Regions from separate parts of the Homo sapiens genome. Here region 1 is linked to region 2. Evidence: read pairs that join two places in POLR2A ChIA-PET (ENCODE). Cell type or tissue: PC-9. All regions are shown on one strand. Links, peaks and the distances in the headings refer to the core of each region. The heading gives the core; the rest is flanking DNA.

Region 1 (6,979 bases), core at 2,057-6,056, 120 kb after region 2:
CAGCATAGAAAAATGTATATAGGGTTAACGTGCAGAGGTTTGTATTTAGGCTTTCTTGTAAGGTTAAATCCTGTTGTTTAAAACAAATATTCAGATAAGAATAACACTAAAACCATTCAAGGGCTGGGCATGGTGACTCATGCCTGTAATCCTAGCACTTTGGGAGGCCGAGGCAGAGGAGTCACTTGAGCCCAGGAGTTTGAAACCAGCCTGGGCAACATGGCAAAACCCCGTATCTACAAAACATTAGCCAGGAGTGGTGGCCTGCACCTATAGGCCCAGCTACTCAGGAGGCTGAGATAGGATCACCTGAGCCTGTGGAGGTCAAGGTTGCAGTGAGCCGTGATCACACCACTGCATTCCAGTGCCACTGCATTCCATCCTGGGCAGCATACTGAGACTATCACAAAAATAAAAAGAAAATCAATGTACTGGTAATGATTTTTTTAAGCAGGTACATGGATGTTCATTTTATTGTTTTCCTTGCCATCTTAAATATTGACATTGACTGTAAACATTTATTTAAAAGTAACTAAATGTTTAAAATGAAGTAAAATAAATGAAAACATAGAACAGGGGCAGAGCGTGGTGGCTAACACCTGTAATCCCCACACTTCGGGAGACCAAGGTGGGAGGATCACTGGAGCCCAGGAGGTTGAGGCTGCAGTGAGCCATGATTATGCCATTGCACTCCAGCCTGGGCAACAGAGTAAGACCCTACCTCAAAAAACAAATGCACTCAAAAACAGAATACTCATAATAGGAAAGTCATTTTGAAGGCCTCTCTTAAGTGAGTGGCCTCATCTAGTCCAGGCTCAGATTTCAGAGACGATTGGGTTAGAAAGTTTAAAAAAACAAAAAAGTTTATGTGTTTCTCTTCCCTTGGGGATATGTTTATGTCCCCAAAGGGGGATATATATACATTATAATGACAACATGTAGGGAATTACCAAATTAATAGCCGGAACTTGGGAAAGATAAGACGGAAAATTAAGGGATGGGAATCTTAGGTAAAATCAATTATATACATTCAGGTGTAAAAGTCTTTGAGGAAAGGAAAATAGCATTGGACATGAAAACAGAACCATTCTTTTTTTTTTTTTAGACGGAGTCTCACTCTGTTGCCCAGGCTGGAGTGCAGTGGTGCAATCTCGGCTCACTGCAACCTCCACCTCCTGGGTTCAAGTGATTCTCCTGCCGCAGCCTCCTGAGTAGCTGGGATTACAGGCACCCACCACCACACCTGGCTAATTTTTGTATTTTTTTTTTTTTTTTTAGTAGAGACGGGGGTTTCCCCATGCTGGTCAGGCTGGTCTCGAACTCCTGACCTTGTGATCCACCCTCCTCGGCCTCCCAAAGTGCTGGGATTACAGGCGTGAGCCACTGTGCCCAGCAGGACCATTCTTTACATATCAAAATATTACTATGAGATTCATTCAGCCACCATTTTTATTTTATTTTATTTTATTTTATTTTATTTTATTTTTTGAGTTGGAGTCTCACTCTGTCACCCAGGCTGGAGTGCAGTGGTGCGACCTTGGCTCATTGCAACCTCTGCCTTCCAAGTTCACGTGATTCTCCTGCCTCAGCCTCCGGAGTAGCTGGGATTATAGGCACCTGCCACCACCCCCAGCTAATGTTTGTATTTTTAGTAGAGGTGGGGTTTCACCATGTTGGCCAGGCTGGTCTCAAACTCTTGACCTCAGGTGATCCGCCTGCCTAGGTGTCCCAAAGTGCTAGGATAACAGGCGTGAGCCACCGCGCCCGGCCCTATTCTTGAAAAATAAGTAATAGTACAGAAGATGTTCTTTGCTAAATTCCATTAATAACAAAAAAGAAATGAGGGAACAGCATAATGATCCGTAAACTGCATGGTCTTTTGGGGTTTTGTTGTTGTTGTTGTTGTTGTTGTTTGTTTTTTGAGACGGAGTCTCCCTCTGTCGCCAGGCTGGAGTGCAGTGGCGCCATCTCGGCTCACTGCAACCTCCGCCTCCCAGGTTCAAGCAATTCTCCTACCTCAGCCTCCGAGTAGCTGGGACTACAGGCGCGCGCCACAATGCCCAGCTAATTTTTTGTGTTTTTAGTAGAGACAGGGTTTCACCATGTTGGCCAAGATGGTCTCAATCTCTTGATTTCATGATCCGCCCACCTCGGCCTCCCAAAGTGCTAGGATTACAGGCGTGAGCCCCTGCGCCCGGCCAACCGCATGGTTTTTTATGCAGCCATTTAACCGACGATTTTTATGAGGATCATATAATATGGTAGAATTTATATGTAATGCAAAGTTTAAAAACAGAAGAAAAGTTGTAAGCATGTACATGCAAAAGTATCTAGCACAATGTAAACTACTAAGGAAAATAACGTGAGAGTTTTTTATGTGATTTATTAGTTTTGCTTTAGGTTGTTATAACATTAATGCAATTTTACATGTTTTGGATTAATATACTTTAATCCTTATTCCATGCCAGTCACTGCTTTTAATGCATCAGTGAAGTTGCTTCTCAGGATAGTTACCTCCAAGAGCATTTCATCAGTCTGGATACGACCTTACAATTAAAGTGATCCAAAAAATATATGAAGTTCTTGACATCGTACTAAAAATACCAGAGATAGGCCAGGCACAGTGGCTCATGCCTGTAATTCCAGCACTTTTGGGAGGCTGAGGCGGGCGGATCATTTGAGGTCAGGAGTTCGAGACCAGCCTGACCAACATGGTGAAACTACGTCTGTACTAAAAAAAAAAAAAAAAAAATACAAAAAAATTAGCCAGGCGTGGTGGCGCATGCATGTATCCCCAGCTACTTGGGAGGCTGAGGCAGGAGAATCTCTTGAACCTAGGAGGTGGAGGTTGAGTGAGCCGAGATGGTGCCACTGCACTCCAGCCTGGTTGACAGAGTGAGACTCCATATCAAAAATAAATACATAAATAAATAAAAATTAAAACACCAGAGATAGTGCCAGCAATTCATTCAACAAATATTAAGTGGCTATTTTGTGCAAAGCAATGAACAAGGTCCTTTAGAAATGCTTCCTTGTACTACAAATATATATGACGTGAACAATATCAATATCAATGTAATATATCAATGTGAACAATAGCTGCTACCACAATTTAAGAGGCCAGACAGTGGCAAAAAACTTAGCAAACTGATGTACACATTCACATTTACCTTATTTTTATGGCACACGCTTTGTTCCCAACCACCCGACTAACATAATTTGTAGCCTTGTATTAGGTAATAGAAGTTAGGATTTCAGAACGTGATGGGAGACCTGGGGGAGGCTGCTGCTTCTTTTTTTTTTCCTCTCTCTTTTTTTTTTTTTCAGACAGAGTCTTGCTCTGTTGCCCAGGCTGGAGCGCAGTGGCGAAATCTTGGCTCACTGTAAGCTCCACCTTCCGGGTTCAAGCAATTCCCTGCCTCAGCCTCCTGAGTAGCTGGGATTACAGGCGCCCACCACCGTGCCCAAATAATTTTTGTATTTTTAGTAGAGATCAGGTTTCACCATCTCGGCCAGGCTGGTCTTGAACTCCAGACCTTGTGATCCATCCGCCTTGGCCTCCCAAAGTGCTAGGATTACAGGAGTGAGTCACTGCGCCCAGCCAGAGGCTGCTTGTTTGGAAGTTTAAAGCAGTACATTCAAATATGTAAGTGACAGCATAGAAAAATGTATATAGGGTTAACGTGCAGAGGTTTATATTTAGGCTTTCCTGTGAGTTTAAATCCTGTTGTTTAAAACAAATATTCAGATAAGAATAACACTTTAAAACCATTCAAGGGCTGGGCATGGTGACTCATGCCTGTAATCCTAGCACTTTGGGAGGCCGAGGCAGAGGAATCACTTGAGCCCAGGAGTTTGAAACCAGCCTGAGCAACATGGCAAAACCCCCTATCTACAAAAAATTAGCCAGGAGTGGTGGCATGCACCTATAGACCCAGCTACTCGGAAAGCTGAGATAGAAGGATCACCTGAGTCCACAGAGGTCAAGGTTGCAGTGATCCGAGATCATGCCACTGCATTCCAGTGCCACTGCATTCCATCCTAGGCAGCAGACTGAGACTCTGTCTCGAAAACAAAAAAAAAAGAAAGAAGGCCGGGTGCAGTGGCTCACACCTGTAATCCCAGCACTTTATAATGCTAACTGTAATATTTTGGCAGTTTTTTTTTTTATCAAATTGGGGAAATTCTCTCCATATACCTATTTTATCTCAATTTTATTATGAGTTGGTGTTGAATTTTGTCAAATACTTTTTTTCTGAAATTAATTGACATTCTTTTTTTTTCTTTTTAGCCTTTTAGTATGGTAGACTACATTGATTAGTTTTCAAATATCAATGAGCTATGCATCCTTGGAATAAACCCCACTTTGTCATGTTGTGTAATTCTTATATATTGATTAATTATATTTGCTAATATTTTGTTAAGGATTTTGCATCTTTATTTATGATGTGTATTGGTTGGCAGTTTTCTCCTTTTTTGTGTGTGCTTTCTTTGGTTTTGGTGTCAGAGTAAATACTAACTTCTTAGAATGATTGAGCGATGGTGTTCTCTTCTATTTTCTGAAAGAGTTTAGGCAGAATTGGTGTTAATAATATAATAATTTTTTTTTTTTTAGATGGAGTCTTGCTCTGTCGCCCAGGCTAGAGTGCAGTGGCGTGATCTCGGCTCACTGAAACCTCCGCCTCCCAGGTTCAAGCAATTCTCCTGCCTTAGCCTCCCAAGTAGCTGGGATTACAGGCACATGCCAGCATGCCCAGCTAATTTTTATATTTTCAGTAGAGACGGGGTTTAACCATGTTGGCCAGGATGGTCTCCATCTCTTGACCTTGTGATCCGCCCACCTTTGCCTCCCAAAGTTCTGGAATTACAGGCATGAGCCACCGCGCCCAGCAGTGTTAATTATTTTTATTTATTTATTTATCTATTTTTTATTTTTTTGAGATGGAGTCTTGCTCTATCTCCAGGCTGGAGTGCAGTGGCGCGATCTCAGGTCACTGCAACCTCCGCCTCCAAGGTTCAAGTGATTCCCCTGCCTCAGCCTCCCAAGTAGCTGGGATTACAGGCACACGCCACCACGCCCAGCTAATTTTTTGTATTTTAGTAGAGACGGGGTTTCACCATGTTAGCCAAGATGGTTTCGATCTCCTGACATGATCCGCCCACCTCGGCCTCCCAAAGTGCTGGGATTACAGGTGTGAGCCACTGCACCCGGCTGGTGTTAATTATTTTTTAACTGGTAGAATTCTCTAGTAAAATTATCTGGGTCTGGAGACTTCTTGTTTGTGAATTTTTTAATTACAAATTTAATTTTCTTAATAGTCATAGGGCTGTTCTTATCCATTACATATTGGATGAATTGTGGTAGGTTATTTTCATTTTTTTGAGGAATTGGTCCATTTCATCTAAGTTGTTGAATTTATGTAGAATTAGTTTTAGTATTTCCTAATCATCTCTTTAATGTCTGTAGAATATATATCCCCCATTTCTTCTTCTTCTTCTTTTTTTTTTTTTTTTTTTTTTTTTGAGACGATGTCTCACTCTGTCGCCCAGGCTGGAGTACAGTGGCATAATCTCAGCTCACTGCAACCTCTGCCTCCCAGGTTCAAGCGATTCTCCTGCCTCAGCCTCCTGAGTAGCTGGGGATTACTGGTGCCCGCCACCATGCCCGGCTAATTTTCATATTTTTAGTAGAGACAGGGTTTCACTATGTTGGCTAGGCTGGTCTCAAACTCCTAACCTCAAGTGATCTACCCGCCTCAGCCTCCCAAAGTGCTGGGATTACACGCGTAAGCCACCGCACCAGCCCATTTCATTTTATTTTGTAACATTAGCAATTTGTGTCTTTTTTTCTCCCTGTGAGAGGCTTGCCAATTATTTTATCCTTTTAAAAAATCAAATTTTTGTATTGATTTTATGAATTAGGTTCTATGTTCAGTTTATTTGATATATTCACTTGTCTTTACTATATTCTTTTTTCTTTTTGATTTTTTTCTTCTTTTTCTAGGTTCTTGAAGCAGGAGCTTAGATTATTTATTATTTATTATTAGATTATTTATTTCTAATATATACCTTAATTGCTATAAATTTCCCTCTCAGCTCCCCTTCAGCCATGTCCCACAAATTCTGTATTTTTGCTCTTCTTTGAAACTTCCTCCTTGACCACTGGGTTATTTAGAAGTGTGTTGTTTAATTTCCAAGTGTTTTGATATTTTCCTATCTTTCTGTTACTGATTTCTAGTTTGATTCCATTGTGACCAGACAACAGAGTCTGCATGATTTCAAATATTAAGTGGCTATTTTGTGCAAAGCAATGAACAAGGTCCCTTAGAAGTGCTTCCTTGTACTATAAATATATATGTGAGTGAGGGGTACAGCCTCCGTTAGAAGCTCCCAGCTTCCTTCTGGGGCAATGGGACGCACCTCTCTCCTGCCTCCTGGGCACTCACGCGCTCTCTGGCTCGCTCTCTCTCTCTCTCTCTCTCTGTCTCTTTCTCCCTTTGCTCCCTTTCTCTTTCCCCCATGCCCATACGATGTGAACAATATCAATATCAATGTAATATATCAATGTGAACAATAGCTGCTACCACAATTTAAGAGGGCAGACAGTGGCAAAAAACTTAGCAAATGTACACATTCACATTTGCCTTATTTTTATGGCACATGCTTTGTTCCCAACCACCCAACTAACATAATTTGTAGCCTTGTATTAGGTAATAGAAGTTAGGATTTCAGAACGTCATGGGAGACCTGGGGGAGACTGCTTGTTTTGAAGTTGAAAGCAGTACATTCAAATATGTAAGTGACAGCATAGAAAAATGTATATAGGGTTAACGTGCAGAGGTCTGTATTTAGGTTTTCCTGTAAGTTTAAATCCTGTTGTTTAAAACAAATATTCGGATAAGAATAACACTTTAAAACCATTCAAGGGCTGGGCATGGTGACTCATGCCTGTAATCCTAGCACTTTGGGAGGCCGAGGC
Region 2 (6,470 bases), core at 1-4,000:
GCCCCTGAACACATCTTATTGTCACAAATAAATGACTAAGTTTAGACTAAATGGTTGCATTAGGAATTTGACAACCAAAATTATATCGCTGTATTCCAGGAAATCCGTTCTTGAAAAATGTAAAAAAGACCCACTTAGACTAGGTTGAAACATATAATGCAAAATATAATGCTCTGCTATAGAAAAACACAAACATGTAAATGGCTTAATTTCTTAAAGATGATTCTTTTAGCCAATTGTTTACAAAGGTAGAATAATTCAAAATAATTTTATTTTTTTTTACAAAGAGCAAGTACAGGAGCTGTTCAAGATCATGTATTCAATCAAAATGAAATGTGACTTGTACCGACTGCTGAAGTTGTCTTGATGTTTGAGAGACTTGAAATCTGTGAAGAAATTTGAATAGATTACCTTTTATAAAAATAGTAGTAGTCTTTAAGTGTAGAATACTGCCTAACTCTGGAAATGTAGGAAAAGTCAGCATTCTTTAGGTTCAAGATATTAAGTTTAAATAGCAGCTGAATGTGGCCTCATGGCAAAGCATAAAGACCTTTTTTTTCCTTGAAAAGGAATTTCAAAATTGTCCTTTCCCCTCACAGTGTCCTAAAATGTAAAAAAAAAAAAAAAAAGGGGGGGGGGGGGAGTGTTTTCCTGTATTTCAGCATATTCTTTGAAACTCTGCTGAAAGGAGGCTGTCAGTCAGGGTTGTATAAATAGAGTCCTGGGTAAATCCTTGAAGCTTGTCATTCCACAGCAAATCCACATGTTTCTTCAATGGCTGTTAGCAGCTTTTCATATAGCTTTTCATAGCTTTCATAGGGTGGAATGTCTATTCGATTGAAGCTGTGAATAAGCAAATCAAATTTTATACAGTTCATTCAAAATAAGTAAACTGGCCTAGCAAGTGTATACCAGTATAGCCACATCACTCTGTGTCACACAGAAAACTAAAAGGTATTTCTCTAAAACAGAGATGACCACTTTTGGGTTTTCCTACCAATTTCCGAATAATCTTAACTTTTAAATCACTTAAGTTGCTTATCATTCCCTTTAAAGGCCCATTTAACACTAGTAAGTACAATAAATAAAAAGTCAAATCTGTTTGGAACTAACACTTATGTACATGGAATGGGGAATACAGCTACAAAAATACCTTACCAAGTGTGGGCTTTCGGCAGGTTGTTAGTGCAGGCATCAATCTGGTGTATGGTAAAGAGTCTCGGGCCTGCAGCACCTGCAAATGAAGGAAATGTGGATGAAATCACTGCAGGTGCGTGCATTAGTCTCCAAAATCTTAAGAATAAAACTGGTAAGTTAACCACAGGATCTGGGGATAGGGGAATGCTAATGAATCCACACATACTACCAAAGGGCAGCAGGAAAAGCATCTGGGTTTTAAGAGCCAGAATTAACCTTGGATAAGGCTTAGATTCCGTAATAGGTTCACATTTCCATTTGAGAAAAAACTCAAGATTGAAATCCCTTTCTCAATTTCTATCTTTTATAGAAAGTCAATATCCCAAAAGCATGAGAAGAAAAGTAATCAGGCAAATCCAAGGTAAAATACATAGGCACACATTCAAAAAGATGACGACCTGATGCAAATTTAGATTTCATGACTCAAACTGGGCTGACAGCAAAAGAGCCGTCTATAGAATCCATTTCAGTTCGCACAGGCACCCCATATAAATACATGTAGCAGAAATACAACTTCACTTTATGCATCTGGGAAGTGTGAGGATGAGGAGCTCTCCTTACAGAGAAGGGCAGCACAGCTGAAAGCACGCTCTCCCCCCAGGGATTTCAGCGCATGCGCTGTGGGCAGCACTGTCGAATTATGTACCAGTGTCGCTTTGTGTGTCCTTATTCATCACCAGCAGCTTTGAAAATGAAGTGCTTAAGAGGTAAAGGAAGCAACTGCCACCCAGTGAAGCACCACAATCATTAGCAATATTACCAGCTCCTCCCAAAATTAACCAGCTTATTCCACAGAAAACCATTCTTAAAAAAGGAATATGGTTGTAAACAAATGGTCTGATGCCATGCAGTAATTAAAATGCTCTGACCGAACAGATGGTTTCCATGACCCATGCTGCTTCTGTCTAATAAGAGAAAGAACGAAAAGTAGAGGGGAGAGGCATCCCAGGCAGGTAAACGTTTCACCAGGTCAAGATGTGAACATGGAAGTGAACGACTTCCCTACAGGAATGTGCAACAGAATTAAAAGTAAGGTGACCAGAAAACAAAGGCAGAGCATCACCACGTACGGTCTCTAGCATGCGGCACTCACTACAATCAGAGAAGCCCGCAGAAAAGGCTCTTGGGAAGGGAACAAAAGAAAGGAGGGAGAAGAAGGTATCACAATGTGAGAGTCACAGATAAGAAGTGAAAAAGAGAATCTCTAAGCACATGGTTTACAAAATATCTCCACAGACCCCACGCTGACAGCCCCGCCCCCACCCGCTGCCCAGCTTGCCTGCACCTCAGGCTGTTACCTTGCAATGCTTTGAAGCCCTGCAGAGGCACTCGAGAGGATCCTGTCACAAACTGAAGCAATCTTGCTCGTCGCTCTTCATCAAAAAACTCCACAGCTTTCCAGAACCATTTGACAATGTTGCTGTCTGGTGTACAGTGTTTTAACCGGGTGTTTACCTTCCAGTCATTAACATCTATCTTTCCAAGTCCACAAATAATGAGCTGTGAAAATAGTACACAGTAATGAACCTGTGGAAACCACAGCCAGACCAAAAATTCCTCAAAAGAGAACTTTAGGTTTGTACTGCTGGCTGTCATTTGGTGGTTCCTAATTAAAGATGCACATCAGAATCATCTGAAAAGCTTTTCAAATTGACATTCCAGGTCCTAGGCTCAGAGATGTTAATTCTGTGCACCTGGGGTGACAGTTGGGATCTATATTTTAAAAAGCTCCAGAGATATCTACTCACTGCAAACTCCCTCTCCAGGGTCTGAGAACCACAGCTGTGATAGACTTGACCAGGTAAACAATTGAGAATGTTTCATAAGTTCATAATAAAATTATAAAGCTTTAAAAAAAATGGACAGAAATTGAGACCCAAAGAGTAAATACAGATATGTGCCTTCTTTGGACCTGCATCATCTACTAGTTTCAATACCTATTAGCTTTGTTGATTGAGGGCAATTCAATCAATTCCTCTGCTGTAATATGGTAGTAACATCCATTTCACTACATCCTGGGGAAGCAACCGATAATGCACAGAAACTTCAGAAATGGGTGTTGAATAAGTGAGTCATACAATTTGCTTAATAATTTTTTTTTTTTAAGACAGAATTTTGCTCTGTCTCCTAGGCTGGAGTGCAGTGGCATGATCTAGGCTCACTGCAACCTCTGCCTCCCGGGTTCAAGTGATTCTCCTGCCTTAGCCTCCCAAGTAGCTGGGATTACAGGCATGCACCACAATGCCCAGCTAATTTTTGTATTTTTAGTAGAGATGAGATTCCGCCATGTTGGCCAGGCTGGTCTCCAACTCCTGGCCTCAAGTGATCCGCCTGCCTCAGCCTCCCAAAGTGCTAGGATTATAGGTGTGAGCCACTACACCTGGCCTACATTTGCTTAATAATATTAAATTGATATTAAAGCACAAAATACATGAGCACATTGATACAGACCTCTGCTAAACACATCCTGATGGAGGGTCACACAGATGAACTATATCCAAATCATTTTATACTATCATTAATATGTCTCCCTAGGGTTCAAGACTAACTCACCATACTAATCTAACATGTTTGTTTATAGCAGTGAATTCCATGTATACTATAAAACATAACTTGCAAATCCTGTATTTTATAGAATTACACCCAGGATTAATATATACAATGCTAAAATAAATGTTATACATATTGTCTTTAAAAATTGGTAGGGTGTGGTAGCTCACGCCTGTAATCCTAGCACTTTGGGAGGACGAGGCATGCAGATCACTTGAGGTCAGGAGTTCAAGACCAGCCTGGCCAACATGGCGAAACCCTGTATCTACTAAAAATACAAAAAGGTAGCCGGGCGTGGTGGCGGGCACCTGTAATCCCAGGTAAGGCATGAGAATCGCTTGAACCCAGGAAGTAGAGGTTGTAGGGAGCTGAGATCCCATCAGCCTGGGGGACAAGTGAGACTGTGTCTCCAAAAAAAAAAAAAAAAAAAAAAAAAGCCAAAATAATGTTAGCCAGGCGTGGTGGTGCACACCTGTAGTACCAGTTACTGGGGAGACTGAGGTAGGAGGATCACTTCAGCATAAGAGTTAACAGTGAGCTAGGATCATGGTACTGCACTCCAGCCTAGGCAACAGAGTGAGACTCTATCTCAAAAAATAAAAATAAAAAGTTTAATGATTCAGGCCTGGTGCAGTGGCTCACGCCTGTAATCCTAACAATTTGGGAAGCAGAGGCAGGTGGATTGCCTGAGCTAAAAAGTTCAAGACCGGCCTGGGCAACATGGTGAAACCCCATCTCTACTAAAAATACAAAAATTAGCCAGGCATGGTGGTGCACACCTGAAGTCCCAGTTACTCAGGAGGCTGAGGCACGAGAATCGCTTGAAAACCTGGGAGGCAGAGGTTGCGGTAAGTGGAGATTGTGCCACTGTACTCCAGCCTGGGTGACAGAGTGAGATTCTGTCTCCACAAATAAAAAAAAGAAAAAAGAGAAGAAAAACAAAGTTTCATGACCCATTAGCAGTAGAAACTATATTAAAAATCCTAACCCTACCAAATAAAGTCTCCAGTAAGGCTTCTATGGGGTTCTGAAATAAAATCTCCAACAAAGCTTCTACAGGGTTCACTGAATTAACACCACACTGAACAGGGAGGAGGTTATCCGAAAAGGATTATGGGTGTATTTAATGACATAAAAGACACCTCCTAAATTCTTTTCTTCAGAGGAATGGCAGTTAGAAGGCCAAATCCTCGTTTATTGTATAAAGAGATGAAAATGCATTATATTTCAACCTTATCGGCATTCCTGCTATGTTCTCCTTCTAACTACTTCCTTCTGGCTATTTCACTATGAACAATTCAATCACAAAAGGAATGGGGAGAGTATTAAGTAAAACCAACCTTTTTAGATTTGTTTGCTAACAGGTCTATTAACAGATTTATTTAGAAAGGACATTGAAGGCATTGAATAAAATCATGTTTCAAATTATTAGTAGACTTCAAATATTTGTGTTATCCCTAACTACTAAATAAATTTGGGACCTTTAATAGAATTAAACCTCGTGTTTTTTAGTTGTTCAGTAGGAAATTCAGATGCATTTGTTTAAGGTCTTAATTACAAAACCTGGGGTGTTTAAGGGCCAGCTTTAAAAGGAAACAAAAAACTATTCACTGTTTAGTATGGCCGTTAATCTAAAGACATTTAGAGGCCAGGTGCGGTGGCTCACACCTGTAATCCCAGCACTGTGGAAGGCCGAGGTGGGTGGATTATTTGAGGTCAGGAGTCCCAGGCCAGCCTGGCCAACATGGTGAAACCCCGTTTCTACTAAAAATACAAAAATTAGCTGGACGTGGTGGCAGGTGCCTGTAGTCCCAGCTACTTGGGAGGCTGAGGCAGGAGAATCACTTGAATCCAGGAGGTGGAGGTTGCAGTGCCACTGCCCTCCAGCCTGGGCAACTCTGTCTCCAAAAAAAAAAAAAAAAAAAAGAGAGAGACATTTAGATTCAATTTATCCTAGGTGTTTTAGTTATTTTCTCGATGATCTTGTCTATCAAATGCTTTCTTGCAAGCTTAGTGTAAAACTAATTCAGAGTAGGCTCTTACCCAAATAAATTTCAAAATGGTAGATTAATGAGGTTTTACTTAACTAAATCAGTAACCACTAAGTTAGGGAATAGACATATATTGGAAGAATGTACATATAAGTCACGAAATCTGTTTAAAACAAGAAAGTACAGGATAGAAAAATAAATTAAAAATTTTCACAATATAAGAGAGACTGCTCACAGCTGGGCATGGTGGCTCAAGCCTATAATCCTAGCACTTTGGGAGGCCAAGGCAGGCGGATCACTTGAGCTCAGGAGTTTGAGACCACCCTGGGAAACATGGCAAAACCCTGTCTCTACCAAAAAAAACAAAAAAATTAGCCAGGGGTGCTGGTGCATGCTTGTAGTCTCAGCTACTTGAGGGGCTGAAGGATCATTTGAGCCCAGGAGGTCAAGGCTGCAGTGAGCCATGATTGCACCACTGCACCCCAGCCTGGGTGACAGAGTGAGACCCTGTCTCAGAAAAAAAAAAAGAGAGAGAGAGACAGATTGTTCACTCACAGAAATTCCAAAGCATGAAAGGCCTTCAAAAGCATGAAAGACTTTTCCTGTGAATAAGAATTCTCAAGCATAGAACCATGAAACTTAGAAAGCACCAGAAATATGCTTTCCTCTAAAACTAAGTAACAAAATAATTCCCAATCCTTCCTTGTTACACTAGTGATGTTATAATACTAA

Evidence for each region. ChIA-PET counts read pairs that join two places held together with the same protein. Peaks named below come from ENCODE experiments on the same cell type or tissue, not always from the same donor. Only the 100,000 strongest peaks of a DNase experiment are listed, where the experiment ranks them.
Region 1: POLR2A ChIA-PET joins it to region 2 with 7 read pairs; 9 of 35 experiments call an interaction of 5 or more read pairs at or near these places.

What each region holds. Positions count from the first base shown.
Region 1 is chr17:64,664,527-64,671,505 of GRCh38, forward strand. No RefSeq gene overlaps it. Among named protein-coding and RNA genes, the nearest start is that of SMURF2, 5.7 kb to the left of the region's middle. In PC-9, for the core only: no CTCF peak of the experiment used is centred there; DNase peaks (open chromatin) are centred at 3,655 and 3,995; H3K27ac peaks cover 1,849 bases.
Region 2 is chr17:64,545,105-64,551,574 of GRCh38, forward strand. SMURF2 (SMAD specific E3 ubiquitin protein ligase 2) reads right to left here. Exons shown (of 19, transcript NM_022739.4): 17 at 2,496-2,697; 18 at 1,159-1,234; 19 at 1-843. The coding sequence ends at 744. Among named protein-coding and RNA genes, the nearest start is that of CEP95, 41 kb to the left of the region's middle. In PC-9, for the core only: no CTCF peak of the experiment used is centred there; no DNase peak of the experiment used is centred there.